Linked DNA regions of Mus musculus: region 2 is linked to region 1. A link is a loop called in an ENCODE intact Hi-C map of the cell type or tissue named here. Cell type or tissue: left cerebral cortex. All regions are shown on one strand.

Evidence for each region. Peaks named below come from ENCODE experiments on the same cell type or tissue, not always from the same donor. Only the 100,000 strongest peaks of a DNase experiment are listed, where the experiment ranks them.
Region 2: a loop joins it to region 1, with 2.2 times the contacts of the local background. A loop is called at or near these places in 2 of 42 quality-filtered maps.

Annotation. Positions count from the first base shown.
Region 1 is chr9:73,158,495-73,166,494 of GRCm38, reverse strand. No RefSeq gene overlaps it. Among named protein-coding and RNA genes, the nearest start is that of Gm27211, 30 kb to the left of the region's middle. In left cerebral cortex, CTCF peaks have their summits at 3,386 (motif pointing left) and 7,066 (motif pointing left); DNase peaks (open chromatin) are centred at 3,390 and 7,036; H3K4me3 peaks cover 292 bases.
Region 2 is chr9:73,265,578-73,273,577 of GRCm38, reverse strand. Gm27211 (predicted gene 27211) reads right to left here. Exons shown (of 4, transcript NR_166650.1): 4 at 5,461-5,689. Among named protein-coding and RNA genes, the nearest start is that of Gm27211, 77 kb to the right of the region's middle. In left cerebral cortex, no CTCF peak of the experiment used is centred here; DNase peaks (open chromatin) are centred at 771 and 3,161; H3K27ac peaks cover 1,496 bases.

The sequences.
Region 1 (8,000 bases):
CCCCGCCCAGTATAAGTGATGCCATCAGTCCCTGGGCAAGATGTCCCAAGTTGTCTAAGAAAGCAGCTAAGCAAGCCAGGGGGACCAAGCCAGTAGGTAGTGTTCCTCCATGGTCTCTGCTTCAGTTCCTTCCTCAAGGCTCCTGCCCTGACTTCCCTCAATCATGGACTGTGGCATGTATACGTAAGCCAAATAAACGCTTCCTTCTCCAAGTTGCTTTTGGTTGTGGTGTTTATCACAGCAATGGAAAGCAAACTAAAACAATGATCACTTTCGTTGTCAGCCTGGGGTGAAAGAAAAGCATCAGCACCAATGAGTGTGCCTGGGGTGTTTCTGGGAAAACTAGTGTGAGAGCCACAAACGCAATAGGGAGGGTCTGCCCAGACCCTCTCTGGTTGGTCTGGGGGTGAGATGAAATGGGAAGGTAGGAAAGGAAGTTGACTGTCCCCCACGTGACACCTCTAGAGAGAGCTCACTCTCCTCCTGCATCCCCTGGGCCCCTGACATTAGACTCTGGATGATTGTTCTTTGATTGTAGATCCGTACGGTTGGTTCTCCAGGGCCTGGAAGGACTTTGACCTTGGCCTTGGGCAGCATCTCTGTCCTTGCCCTTGTTCTGAGGTTTCTGGCTTCCTGGACTGAGCAGCTGCTGGCTTCCCTGGACTCCAGCCTGCACAGTCATTGTGAGGTGATTCAGAGCCAATCTGAGCACCATCTCAGGATCCCAGACATTCTGATGACTACACTCTCTAGAGAGCCCTGGCTAGCGCAAGTATTCGACCACCCTAGAGTGGTAAGACAACCCCATAGGCTCCTTTTACCCTTGGCAGAACTCTCAGATCTACTGTCTTTTGGCTTAGTTTCAAAGTGTCTCTTCAGGCTTAAGGAAGGAGCTAAAGAATGAGGTCTTTGATGTTAGTGTCTTGTCTTTCCTTTCCCAGTCCAGTACAAGAGAAACACCATTAAACACCCACCTTTCCCCAGGGCTAAGACTCCTTAACAGGAGGATGATGGTCAACTCCACCTAGGCTCAAAGTCCATCTCTGAAACCCAATGCCCATCATTACTCTTGAGTCTTTTACACGTCCAGCTGGAAAGAAACCCTTTCTCTGTGTTCTCTGATTGGTTACTTTTCCTCTTCCTTTTAAGTTGCAACCATTTCTCTTGGTGTGGCAGCCTTCCAAAGAAAACCCTCCTATGGCTTCTAACATCACCCAACACTGGGTTCCCTGCCTGTTCACTAACCACATATGTCCTCAGACATTGCTCTTGTTGTGGACCTACTATGAGAGACAAGACTCCCCCCAAGCCATCTGCAATATGCTAACATCTGCAATGGCCACACCTAGACTTAGGCTTTGGGTCTGAGAAAACGTTAACAGGGGACTCCTAAGGATACCAGGCTTTATAGCCAAAAACTCTAGTTAAAGCATGGCTTTCATGGCTGTTGAAATGTGCTATAGACTATATGGCACACCAAACTGAGACAAGCAATGTTCTATAAGTAACGGTGAAATGCAAAACTCGACATCCATGAACCAAACTGGAATTCTAGGGAAAGAGAGAGTTCATGTCTTAATGACTCAGACACTTACTATAGAGAGCTGAAGATTGGAACTCAGATCCCCAGAACCCACATAAAAGCAGCTGGGTACTGCAGCTGCTTGTAATCCTAGCATCTGGGAGGCAGATATGGGAAATCCCTGGAACAAACCGACCAGCCAGACTACCCAAAATGCCAAGCAATAAAGCCTGCCTTCAATATACAAAGCAGAAGTAATTGAGGAAGGTAACCACGCCCACACACACAAAAGTGTGCCGTACATATGCAAGCAAAATGCATGCACATCACACACATAATAGATATATAAATACATATGTATTTATATATTTTTATATTTTATATATAATAAGTCATATATATAATTTGCATGGCCCCCAGTCACATGTCATCCAGAGAGAAACCTCTGTCATCTACTTTAACCAATATCTGACTTCTATAGATGCATAGTAAGGGATGTCTCTGGAAGATCCCTCAGTGTAAGACCGTCCTTATGAAAGCACTTGTGCTGGGGAAGTGACACACACTAAGTGTCCAGAGTGACTGTAGGGTAAGCCTTAAGGGGGAGGAAATTTCCTAAGAGCCCTGAGTTGAAAGCCGCCCTATTCCCTTTTATCCATGCCTGGCTGCTGTGAAGAGCTACTAACTTGCTACCGTCTCTAGTATTTATTCACATCACATAAATCACCTTTCACACCTGCCTTACTCTCCATCTTTCCCTGCTTCCCCCTTCTCGTTCCTTGCTCCTTCTGGTCCCTTTGGGCTTCGCTTAGGTTCTCTCCCCAGTGTCCTGGAAGGAAGTCCTTTGCCCAGTGGAGGCTTTCCCCCAGCCCCCACTGCTGCACCTCATTTCATACAGATAGATTATCCCACAGCCTTGCTGTAGCAAGTCATTGTGAGCCTTTCAGAAGTGTGTGTGAAATCCCACCCCAGAGGAATTCGGGTCCAAAAATCCCCTGGAATAAAAACAATTTGAGTAAGCATTGAGAAGTTTCAAGACAGATGAGTCTGGGTTTGTCTGGTTTTGATATGCAGAATGTGAGTTTGACCATATCCTAACACTATTTTCATTTCACTATATAAACTTGAAAGCCCAGAGATTATTGTCAATTCTTGCTTTTCTTAAATAATATATCTGTAAATTGTTTTATGAGATAATTAGTATCTGTGGCAATAAGCACCCCCCATTGCCAGGCAGATGTAACCACCAAGTGCTACCTGCAGACATAAATCTAAAACAGCTTCAGGAGAGAAATACCAAAGCCTGAAAGCCGGTTAGGGAGAGGTATCCAGAATAAAGAAAATGCAGGAAGATGAGGAGGGAGGAAAGGAGGAAGAGAGGAAGGGAGAAAGGGAAGAAATGAGAAATCCAAGGAAGGAAACAAAATATTCACTGGAAACTAGACTTGATACAATCAGCAACTTTTTATTTTGAAATCTACAAAGTTAAAAGAGTCACACCACTTTCAGAACACCGTCTTGGGGTCATTTAAGAACATTTCCATCACCCCCGAGGCACCTGAAATACATCAAGAAAACAGTGCGCTGTGCGTGGGTTCTGCCGATTCGTTGTGTAAGCCCTTTTGTAGCTGATAAACACACGGAAAGTTTTCTTTACACCGAACTCAAACCTAAAGGGAAAGGCGACGAATCTCCCCCCCTCCCCCGCCCCATTTTTGTTCTTTAAACTTGCATCGTGCTGCTAAAAGAATTAGTGAGGTTAAATCGCTGTGCTTTCACACTTTCTCTGGGCTTGCTCTGAAGGCATTAACCAAACTTCTCGGACCTTTCCGAAGTTATCCGAAATAACACAGCGCCCTCTGTCGGTCTTACCACCACACTGACTTTCGCGGTACAACCTCTGCAAAATGATGACTTCATGGCTTAAGAAAGATGCCTTAGCAAGTGAATGCAGATCCTCTGCTAAACGGAGAAAACAAGCAGCTGAGACAAGGGACTCTAAAATCACGTGCTGACGTTACTAAAAGTCGAGTCAATTATCAGCTTCTTTTCCTCCTTTAAACAGATTCGATTTTCTTAAAAACTGCTTTTTGTCACACTGCCGAGGCCCCAGTAATTGCAGCTGTCGTGAAGTCCATCAGAATCAGCTGCGAAACTGACAACTCCAACTCAAGTACCCGAGCCCAAAAGTGGGAGGTGGCCCTGTTTGCCCAAGCAGAGAAGCCCCAGCCTTGGCTTTCTCCAGGCTCGTGTGACCTTCAGGTCTGGGAAAGAGCTCAGAGGTTCCCGACAGGAAGGAGGGCAAGAAGGCGTTGCAGAGCTCAGCCACCTCAGATGCCCAGGAAAACATTTATCAGCAAGAAAAAGGTTAGCCTTCAGTCACTGATCCTGTGTTGCTTTTTAAATTTTTTAGATTACATTTATTTATTTTTGAGGACCGGGTTGTGACCACAGCTCACACACGTATGGAGATCGGAAGGCAGCTTGTGGTTTTCTTCCTCAGTATGAGCCTCGGGGATTGAACTAGCCCTGTCAGGTTTGTTGGCAGGTGCCTTTGCCTGCTGAGCCATCTCAAAGGCCCTGGTTTACACTTAATATGACAACATGAGGTGGTCCTCGCTGGTGTTTCAACCTTGACCTCCATATAAAGTTAGGTTGCACTCCAAGTGCTCTTGTGGTTTCGATCTACTCTACCTCTAAATAGGCCATGTGTGGAGCTGGGGAAAAGGCTCCATTGGTAAAGTGTTTGCTGTGTTAAATCCACAAACCTGAGTCCGTGTGCCCTCCACTCGTGGGGGTAGGGGAGGGGGAATTAGACCTAGTGGCACTGGGGAGTCTCTCCCAGCTTAATTAATGTACTCCAAGCAGTGAGACCCTGTCTCGAACAAACAAGGTGAACTGGTCCTGAGAAGGGATACTGGTTGGCCTCTGGCCTCCGCAAATGTGTATACACACACTGGCACACATGCGCGTGCCGGTGGGGTCAGGCTCATCAGGGGCGTGGACCGACTGGCTGGTAGAAGGCCTTTAAGAAATGGAGCCTAGGGCTGGTGAGATGGCTCAGTGGCTAAGAGCACCCGACTGCTCTTCCGAAGTTCAAATCCCAGCAACCACATGGTGGCTCACAACCATCCGTAATGAGATCTGACTCTCCCTTCTGGAGTGTTTGAGGACAGCTACAGTGTACTTACATATAATAAATAAATAAATAAATAAATAAATAAATCTTAAAAAAAAAAAGGAAGAAATGGAGCCTAGAGGAAAGAAATTAACCACTTTAGCGAGTTCCCGGAAGGGGATATTGGGACCCTGACCCCCACAGCCTTACTCTGATTGCTTCCCAGCAATGTGTGTGATAGCAACCGCCTCAGCAACACGACGCAAGGCCACCGCCCAGTGCAATGGCGGTGCTAAGCAATCAAGCACTAAAACTTCCAAAATCAGAAGGCAAAAGAAAAAAAGCTTCTCTTCTTGTAGGTTGCATACTTACTAAGTTTAGTCGGTCAGAAAGCTATCCTGTGAGATTGTCCCCTCCCCCCCCCAAAAAAAAAAAAACATAGAGAAAGAGATTGAAACGCTAGCTCAGGCTCCATACAAAACAGAGTCCATCACTGGTCTCCCCAACCCACCCCATTCCTGATCTATCCACTCCTGAAACAAGAGCCTTCCTAAGTGGATCTCTCTTACAACGCAGGACACAGACCAGGAAATTTGGTTTCTGTAGATGCTAAATTAGTGAATTAGGGCCACGTCTCTCAACTCCACTGAATCATTTATGTACCAGGTACTGGACAAGAGTAAACAAAAAAAAAAAAAAAAAACCCAGTCCCTCCCCACAAGTAGCATAAAGACAAGTATGTATAATTAGAATATAATACTGTAAAGCCAACGACAAAAATATCACAGAGTAAGGGCAAAGAAGATTGCAGAAAGACCTGTGACTTCAAAGCAGTAATTAGTAACACATTCCCAGATCCCTGCCATCTAGTCAAGAAGAACTTGGATTGTCTGAAGACACTTTCAGTAGATGGTTGACAAGGGCAGAGCTGGGCATTCACACATGAGGTCTGATCCACCCAATATCAAAGCATCAGCAATAGAAACACAGAAGGAGCCTGAAGCAGAGGCTGCAGGCAGGTCAGGCAGACAGCAGGTCAAGCGAAGATTCCCCCGGCAGGGGTGGCAGAAGAAAGACCATGTGGAGTTCAAACCAGTCATTTCAGTGGAGGGATGCATACAAAGGGCTGGGCTCCAAGAGGATGCATATGGAAAGGAAATAAGATGTATTAGGCAGGCACCACTGTCCCCCATATTTTCGGGAGTATTTGGCTTAAGGGAGACAGCCCAGAGCACACTCCTCTGAGGCAGTGGTCCTTCCAGCCTGAGAGTGTAGGCCTGGTCATAGAGACCCAGATTAGAGGTCCAGACGTGCCTCTCAGAGAAACTTAGCCACTCCAAGTCTAAAGTAGGATGATGCCCTGGGGATATGGCCCAGCTGGTGGCATGCTGGCCTAGGATACAAGACCCCCAGCACTGTATAAACCAGGTACATGCCTATAATTCTCTCCACTTGAGGAATGAAGGCATGAGGATCAGAAGTTCAAGGTCTGCCTGCTGAGAGGGCTCCAGCAGATGGAAGCACTTGCCAAGCAACCCTGTCAACCTGAGTTTGAGCCTCAGAGCCACTGGTAAAAGGAGAAAACCAACTCCTAAAAGATGTCCTCTGACCTCCACGTGGGCACTGTGGCACATGCATGCCCACACACACATACACACACACACACACACACACACACACACACACACACGCGCGCACACACACACACACCATACATACATACATACATACATAGACGTACATACATTAACAATAAATAATTTTTATATGGCATACCTTTAATCCCAGCACTGGAGAGGCAGAGGCAGGTGGATCTTTGTGAGTTCAGGGCCAGCCTGGTCTATACAACAAGAGTTCAGGCCAGGCCAGCCAGGACTACACAATGAGAACCTGTCTCAAAAAAAAAAAAAAAAAAAAAAACAAGAAGAAGAAATTCAAAGTCAACCCTGGCTATATAATGAGTTTGAGGCCAGCCAGGGCTATGAGAGACTGTCTAGATAGATAGATGAATAGATAGATAGATAGATAGATAGATAGATAGATAGATAGATAGATAGGCTGAGAAACCTGATAGGAAAAAAACCCAGCATGGAAAGTGAACAGAAGCCAGAGAAACCAACATACTCAACTCTAAAATTTCTGTTTTATCATTGCTAAAACCAGGTTGTGTTGTAGTTCAATGGTCAACATTTTCTCCTCTTAGCTATACTAGAACAATGAGGGTCAGTACCTAACCCTGAGCAAGTACCAGGCCTGGCTTTATGCAAATTGTCATGGGAAGATATGTTAAAGTGAATGTTTTGCTGAAAAGCATCTGGGTTGAAATTGGTGTGTGTGTGTGTGTGTGTGTGTGTGTGTGTGTATACAAGTCACAAGCTAGCTCTCTCCTGCCACCTTGTGGTATTCAGGTACACAAGCATCCCTACTTGCTGAGCCTTTATCAGGGCTTTTTTAAAAACTATCTTCTGAGTTCTTATTACTATGACAGCATGGCCCACAAACCTGAAGCAACAGCAGCTTGCTGGCAGTTGTTCAGAATCTCAGACCCCACCCCAAACCTATAAATTACAGTCTTCGTTGTAATAAGGTCCATGTGGCAATCCTTATGCATGTTCAAGGTTAGAAACAATTCTATTATGCATGCATAGCATTAATGTATAGCTATTTAAGTCCCTTCTCCTCTGTTCTCATAAACATGCTATCCTCTCATGAAAGCTCAGTGGATCCCTGCTCCTCAGCTATGGGGGCCTGAGCACACCTGCTCCCATATCTCACCATCATAGGGCCTGGCCTCAGGTCTGGCCTCTGAAACTTCCAACGTCAGACCCCCACTATTCAAAACCTGATGCTTCACGCTATTCAGCAAGTACCTTCTTCTACCAGGTCTCCATAGCTGATTTGGCTGAGTGTCGTGAATGAAAGAGACTGAGTAAGACATAAACTTACATCTGTGAAAGGAAATAAAAACGTATCCACCTGCCTTAAACCAGAAGAAGAGCTGTTTAAGATTTTATTTCTTTATATGTATGTTTGTGTATGTCTCGCTGTGTGTGTGTGTGTGTGTGTGTGTGTGTGTGTGTGTGTGTGTGTGTGTGTGACTGCAGTGACTGCAGTGTCTGCAGAGGCCAGAAGAGAGCATTAGATCCCCTGGAGCTGGAGTTACGGACATTTGTAGGCCAGCAGATGTGGGCTCTGGGAACCAAACTCAGGTTCTGTGTGAGCACAGAAAGGACTCTGTGCGCCTCTCCAGCCCTTGGGCAGGCTTTGCCCCTTGCCTTACACCTGTATAGCCCTTTTGGGGGGGGGGTAGCCTGTTTGTTTGTTTGTTTGTTTGTTTGTTTTCAAGACAGGGTTTCTCTG
Region 2 (8,000 bases), 110 kb before region 1:
AGGATGGACACCTGAGGAAGGGAGACTCAAAGCAAATACCACTTCCAAGTTTCCCATCCCTAGCCAGTCAGCTTTGCTGCAATAGTGTGCCTCAGTTCATTTATTCATAAAATTTGACGGATGTTTGACTTGACTGTCTGTATTCTGAATCTACAGTTGTGTGTGGGCCTGTGAACTTGTGTGTGTGCAGCCACACATACATACATGTGGCACAAGAGAATAGCCTTGGATGTCATTCCTCAAGTACCATCCAATGTTTTTCTTGACATGAGATACCTCACTAGGAACTGGGGCTTACCGACTCAGCCACTAGCCAATGAACCCCAAGAATCTGCCTGTCTCTCCCTCTCTAACATGGGATTACATGCATACACCATGCATACACCATGCATACACCATGCATACACCATGCATACACCATGCATACACCATGCATACACCATGCATACACTATGCATACACTATGCATACACCATGCATCTGGCTTTCACATGGGTTCTGGTGCTTAAACTTGGGCCCTAACATAATAAACAAAGGTAAACACTTTACTGACAGAGCCATCTCCCCAGAGGTGACTTCATACTTTTTATGGTACTGAACACTTTGTACCCCATGAAGAATTTTAATTTCCTTGCCTCCTAGTGACTCATAGCCTCCTTGTAACTAATTTGGAAAATGGAAGCAAAGAGAAATTTGTACTAGAAAGACAGATTAACATAAGTAGAAAGTCAGGGAGATAACATTATTCAGAGAGGCCCTGGAAAATTCCACAGCAGCCAAGAAGAAGATATCCTTGATTCAAAGCTTTTATTGTGTCTGTCGCCCCCACCTTTCTGGTAACCTCCCTACATGATTCCTGAGTGTATGCAGAAGCTGCTACAAAGGCTACTCACAGTATCTAGATGTCTAAAGAGATCAAGCAGTAAGGAACGGTGCATTGCTTTTATGACTCTTAAAAATGCTCTCCACAGGGCCAGAGAGACAGCCGTGCTGTTAAGGAACCTGGGTTCAATTCCCAGCATGCTCGTGGTGGCTCCCAACTGTCTGTAATTCCAGTCCCAGGAGATATGATGACCTATTGTGGCCTTGACATGCACTGCATTCACATGGTACACATCGACGCACACAGGCAAACCATCCAGAAACATAAAATAAAAACATTTAAATGTAAAGTGAGAGAGAGAGAGACAAAGAGAGAGAGAGAGATCTGTGAGGAATCTTCCAGAAAAGAAAAGGCGCTGTGATTTCACATACACAAAAGGAATTTAGCCTGGAGACCAGAGCAAAAGATTCCCCTTGGAAGTGGCTTGCAGGGACTGTGAAGGAGCGAGCAACCCGGTCCAAGCCAGCAAGTAGATACAGAAAAGCAGAAAGAGGCTCCACTCCCACACATTGGCAACCTTTCTAGTTTGTATATAGGTTAATACTTTTGTTTATCCCTTGCCTTTCTTTAAACAACAGCAACAACAACAACAACAAAATGATCTAAGGCCACTCATGGAAAGGGATTCGAGGGAGCAAACGGAAGGAAACTCTCAACAGGAAAAGCTGCAGGTTGTTGTTGTTGCTGTTGTTGTTGTTTTTTTGTTTTGTTTTTTTTTTGTTTGTTTGTTTTTGTCTGTTTTTAATATGGGTCATCCTCTATGAAACAGCCAATTGTTTACACAAGACACTTGACATCTGACTCCAGCACCAGTGAACCTGAAGCTGTCAGCTCTGGAGCTATAGACTTGACTCAGGAGAACTCTCTTCAGGCCACTGAGGCCTCTAGCTCAGGTCCCAGCATCCCAGCCTTTCCCTTCCCTGGCACATTCCAAAATCACAAGATCACAAACTAAGACTGACCCTCAGGCAATCATGAGACAGAACTTATAGTGATGGTGCACATGACTTCTGCAGTCGTGAAAAGCCTCCCAACCCCAAATCTAAGAACAAGAAGAATGTATGGCAGACCAGCACCCAATGGTTGGGCCTGGACTGCTGTGTGTACCCCATCAGAAAAGCTGCAGTTTTAAGAACAGTTATCCATCCTGTCTGTACATCCAGGAGGCCCTTCCATTTTTGGGTGTCCTCCTCAGTTTCCTTTATCAGGGTTTTGTAATTTTCAACTTCAGAGGTCATAAAGACTAGTGGAGGAAAAAAAAAAGAATCTCCAGAAATAACACTGTACATTACAGCCAACTCACTTCCAACCAACTTGCCAAAAACATATATTAAATAAAGGACAATCTCTTCAAAATTTACTGCCAGGAAAACTAAATATTCATATGACAAGAAAGAAATTTGACCCTATCTTCCACTCCATTAAAAAACAAACAAACAAACATTAACTCAAGGGGCTGGAGAGATGGCTAAGAAGTTAGGCACACTAGCCGCTCTTGAAGAGGAACCAGGCTGGGTTCCTAGCACCCATATGGTGGTGCACAACCTCCTGTAACTCCAGTTTCAGGAGATTTGATGCCCTCATTTAGCCTCTGTCAGCTATGCACTGCTCACACACACACACACACACACACCTCTCTCTCTCTCTCTCTCTCTCTCTCTCTCTCTCTCTCTCACACACCCACACACACACACACACACACACACACACACACCCCTGAATAAGTTTTTAAAGACTTAAAATGAGCCAGGTGTGGTGGCGCACGCCTTTAATCCCAGCACTCGGGAGGCAGAGGCAGGCAGATTTCTGAGTTCGAGGCCAGCCTGGTCTACAAAGTGAGTTCCAGAGAAACCCTGTCTCGAAAAAACACACACACAAAAGACTTAAAATGTATTATTACACATTCCAGATCTAAAATTATCAAACTAATAGAAGACACTTAATGATCCACTTCAAACTTTAGTGCAGGCAGTGGGCAGTGGATTTTTTACAAGAGTGCAAAAGGAACATAGTGCTGTGGGTCTACATACTAGGGGAGGAGCTCAAAGCTCTGGATATGCTTCTTAGAGGGAGGAGCACAATTGCCATAATTGAGCCATTGCTCCCCCGGGACATCTGAGGGAGGGGAGCTGTAACCCCAGCCTTCCCTGGAGCCGCTGTGTCTCCTGGGGAGACTGCCTACACTCATCTATTCTAGGCCTAACTCCCAAAGGCACCTTTGTTTCCAACCCTGTCATCTTGCCACCACTTCTTGGCAGCCGGAACCTTCCAGCTTAGGGTACACTGAGTGGTTTTATATTTAATTCCACTCTCAGCCGAGTGATGGATGACGACAGGTGCCTTGGCAAGTGGCTGTGTCAGGTGTGATCATAAACATCTTATCTTTATTCATCAGCCAAGAACCTCTTCCAGGGTTTCCTGACATGGTCAAGGTCAAGAAGTCTGTTCTTGGTGTGTTGGAGACATCTATTGTAGCTCTGAGCTGTGGCTCCACTCTAGTCTATAAGCCTCAGAAACATGTAGTTTCAAGTAAGGAGGAGACAGAAGAAGGGGGAAGTGGCAGGAGACTGAATGATGCTCTCGTATTTGAAAGCTTTTGGTGAAAGAGAAGCTGTCAAGATCCAGAAGTAGCTAGAAAGGTCAGCAGAATTCAAGAGAGAAGGCAAATCCACAAGGCAAGTATTTCAGTGAGGCATCAGAGTTTAGAAGCGCCAAGACATCTGTCTTAGTTTACATCCTGTTGCTGTGATAAACACCATGACCAAAACAACTTGGGGAGAAAAGGGTTTGTTTGGCTTGCATGTCTCATTGCAATCCATCATTGCAGGAAGCGAGGCAGAAACTCAACCAGGAACAGAGAAAGGAACCAATGAGGACACTGCTCACTGACTTGCTCAGCAGGCTTTCCTATACTCCCCAGGACCACCTGTCCAGATGACACCTACATCAGTCATAAATCAAGAATAAGCCTCGCTGACATGCCCACGGGGCAGTCTGATGGAGGCAGTTCCTCAGCTGAGGTTCCCTCTCCCAAGGTACGTCTAGGTCTGAGTCAGGTTAACAAAAATTGATCATCACCGCATCTAAGGTCAGAGGTGTTCTTAAGTGTATGTCATTTTTGCAGTTAGCAAGGGTAGTGAGGTAGTGCTGAGTGAATCCCAACAGGATGGGGAGTACTGGAAAACAAGAGTGTGAAAGCCACTTACAGCCCTTACAGCCACAAAGTCATGAAGCCGAGAGGTGCTGCTCAGCTTCAGGGAGTGATGTCACCTGAAGGAAGGCTTTGGCTTTTGTGCAACGTCTCCTGAGGAACAGAACAGAGCTCAAAAAAACTCTCCTACCTTAGCCACATTCTCTCTGGTTCTCTCACCTAGTCAGTTGCTAACTCTTTGTGCTCTTTGTGCTCCCACTCTTAGCCCTTCAACTCATCCCCCTTCCCCTTCCTCCTACCCACATAAGAAAGCTTTGTGTCTCTTGTTTAGATTTATTTTTAAATTTATGTGTTATATGCCTATGTGTACATGTGTGTATGTATGTGTCTGTAGGTGCATGTGTGTGTATGTATGCATGTATGTCCATGTCTGTATGTGCATGTGTGTGTGTGTGTGTGTATGTAAGTATGTGTGTATCTGTATATGCATGTGTGTGCGCGTGTGCGCATGTGTGGGTCTGGGTGGGTATGTGTGTGTGAGCATGTGTGTGCATGTGTGTGCATGAGCACATGTGTACGGGTGCTCACAGAGGCCAGAAAGGGTGTTGGACCCCTAGAACTGGAGCTGCCTGCAGTTGGGCATTGCCTGACATAGCTGGGAATCAAACACCTGACCAGTGGAAGAGCAGCAAGCTCTCTCAAATGACAACTTTCCAGCACCTTCACGTTTCCTTTTGTTACAGCATCTTCCCAGATCTGGATGAGTTAAACACCCAGGCCCCAGGCTTTGTGTGTAGTAGCTCTAGGTCCATATAACAAATGCATGAGGCTCTAAGCATTTTAACCTCACCCACAGCTATGCATTGTATTACCTCAAGAGCAAAACATTTCCATTAACCACATTTGCTAACACAAATCACTCTAGGACTATTATTCTCAACCTGTAGGCTGTGACCCCTTTGGAGTTCTAACAACCCTTTTAAAGGGTCACCTAAGACCATCTCAGAAAACAGAGATATTTACATTATGATGCTTAACTGTAGCAGAATTACAGTTATGAAGTAGCAATGAAAATATAAAAATAATTTTATGGCTGGAAGTCGTTGAGGAAGGTTGAGAATCACTGTTCTAGGGGCTTCCAGGAAATATAAAACCACTTTCCAAAGGACAGAAGAGAAGCCCTTTGGTGTAGCACAGGATGGACCTCTTGCTAGGGGACCCCTTGACCCTAGCAAGTAGCACAGTGTGGGACCGCTTACTAGGGAAGTCTTCTGCTGCAACACAGGACGGGACTTTGCTAGGGAAGCCCTTTGCTGTAACACCGGGTGAGACTCTTGCTTCATTTCTCCCAGAGTACTATTGACCTGGAAGGAGCTTCAACTGAGAGAACAAATTTGTTTTCCGTGTAAAATGACTCTCTAAGACGGTGGTTCTGAAAGTTTAATGGCCATGGCATTTACTTTTCCAGCATATTAAAAATGCATTTCTAAGTACCTAGCCCAAAAAACTGTGGTTCACTGGACTGAGTCCAGGAGCTGTGGTAAGCCTTTTTACTACTCCAACAAACTTGGCAGAGGTGAAGCAGACCACACCATGCAGATGCCACTCTATGGAAGGACCAGCTGAGCTCAGGGATGAGGAGAGACAAGAGTCACCTGAGTGAAATAAGAAAAAACATCCTTTAACTGAGGTAAAACATAGCTTCAAATGAGAATGAAACTGAAAATTATAAATTAAATCTGAAAGGTCTTATTTCTTTCGTGGTACTTACTGGAAATCAGTGAGGTGTTTCTGCTTGTTTTGGTTTGTTCCAGATTATGGATTTGTTTTTTATTTTGGTTTGGTTTTTTGGTTGGTTGGTTGGTTGGTTTGATTTGGTTTTGAGACACAGTTCCATGTAGCCTAGGCTGGTGTGGATCTTACTATATAGCCCAGGATGACCTTGAACTTCTGACCTTCCTGCCTCTATATCCCTGGTGCTGGGCTGCCAAGTGGTACATCACTACACCTGGGGATCAAACCCTGGGTGTCATTCACACTAAGCAAACGCTCTACCAACGAACTACCATTCCTTGCCTGACTTTTTCCGGTTTTAAATTAAAAGTTATAATGACTCCAATCCTGCGACAAAAGTAGACTACATATGTTCATTTGTTCCAATCACATTGCAGAAAGTAGGCATAGCCCCATCTTCCCTGCCCCAGATGTTCAAAGCCAAAAGGCGGGGCTGAGAGCCCAGCTCATTGGTGGATTCGCAGGACATCCTTAGGTTAATCTCCAACACTGTAAACAGACTTGGAAAAGGCTTGGTTTTGTTTTCATTTTAAGCCAAAGGGGAAGGAGCCATCTTTCCCCCTCCAAAATGAAGACAAATGACAGAAGCAGCCTTGGTCCCTGACAGCATCCTGGGTACATTCGAGTTCCGGCTTTCCTGTCAGTAGTGCCAAAAATAAGTCTATCAACCACAAACTTAAAGTCCAATTTCTATTGCCAATACACAAGGTTGTGATGTGGTATGATAACATATGATCATGCCTTTTATAATTCATTTTAGAAATTCATAATGATGAGAAGACCTTGCCTATAGGTTCTCAGAGAACAAAAACAGTTCTAATTGTTGGAAGAAAGAAGCGTCATCTGTTGTTTTCCGAGAGCTGAACACCAAGTGTGTTTATCGCTCTCACCCACGGAATTCTGAGACAGGCATGCAAAGAGTGAAATAGGAAACATGATAAAGCAGCAAGGATTCATTACAAACCAGGGTTGTCAGGTTAGTAGCTCTAATTAGTGGGTTTGTTACATTGATAGGTGTTGATTGCATTGAAGATATCATCCCTACATAACAAGGGAAGTGTGGCTTGGCAGTAAATATGACGAGGGAGGTTCCCAATTGAAGACCGATGCCCAAAGAGAGCTGATTAGCCTACAGCTGTTTAGGAGACTAACAGCATCAGTATTTTATTAGCATTCCAGAAAAAGAGATAAACTCAACTTGATAAGATATAGCAATCACTAATTTTCTGTATAAAACATTAAAACAGTCTCTCAAGAATTCCTAATTAAGAAAGAACTTCGGGGACAGGGGAAACCTTTAATCCCAGAACTCAGGAAGCAGGGGCAGGTAGATCTCTGTGAGTTCGAAGGCAGCCTGGTCTACAGAGCAAGTTCTAGGACAGCCAGGACTACATGAAGAAACCTTATCTTGAAACCAAAAAGAAAGAAAAGAAAGAGTGAGGGGGAGGGAGGGAGAGAGAGAGGAAGGAAGGAAGGAAGGAAGGAAGGAAGGAAGGAAGGAAGGAACTTTGCATTTATGACTAATAGAATAAAGCATCCATCCACACGTGTATTGCAAAGTGAGTCTCTTAGTTCCTTTAAGATTAAGCTGAAATGCCCAAGAAATCTAGCAGCATCCAGGCTGACGTCACAAAGGCTCTTATGGAGCTTGATGATGGATGCATTTAATAAAGATGTGATGCGCTCGCATCTTGAGCAGCTTGTGGCTCCTTCTGAGCTGAGTCTGTGCCTTTCATTTCTCCCATTCTCCCTAGAATATTGAAAGTTTATCCCTCATCCCATTTTATTCTTGCTGGGAAAGTGATACTGCAACCTAGCCTCATAGGACGAACTGGAGACAGAGACACTGGGGTTCCACCTCCAGGGTGTGAAAGGCTATAAGAGCCAGGGACCATTTGTGCCTCTTACGCACAATGAGAGAATGTATCTTCCCTGCTCTTAATAACCAAGGAGGAAGAAAGACTCTTAGAGCAGAAACAAGAGAAGGGCAGGTGGTGCCAGCTCTGAGCGACAGTCTCCCTGACTGCTCATTGCCTGTGGGAGTCAGATCTTTTTTCTATTCTTCCCACCCTCGGCTCCCTTGTCAATCTGCCTTTCCGATCCTATCCATCAGTAGGACACCCTGATAGAGACTATGCTGGTTGGCTTTTGTCAACTTGACATAAACCTAGA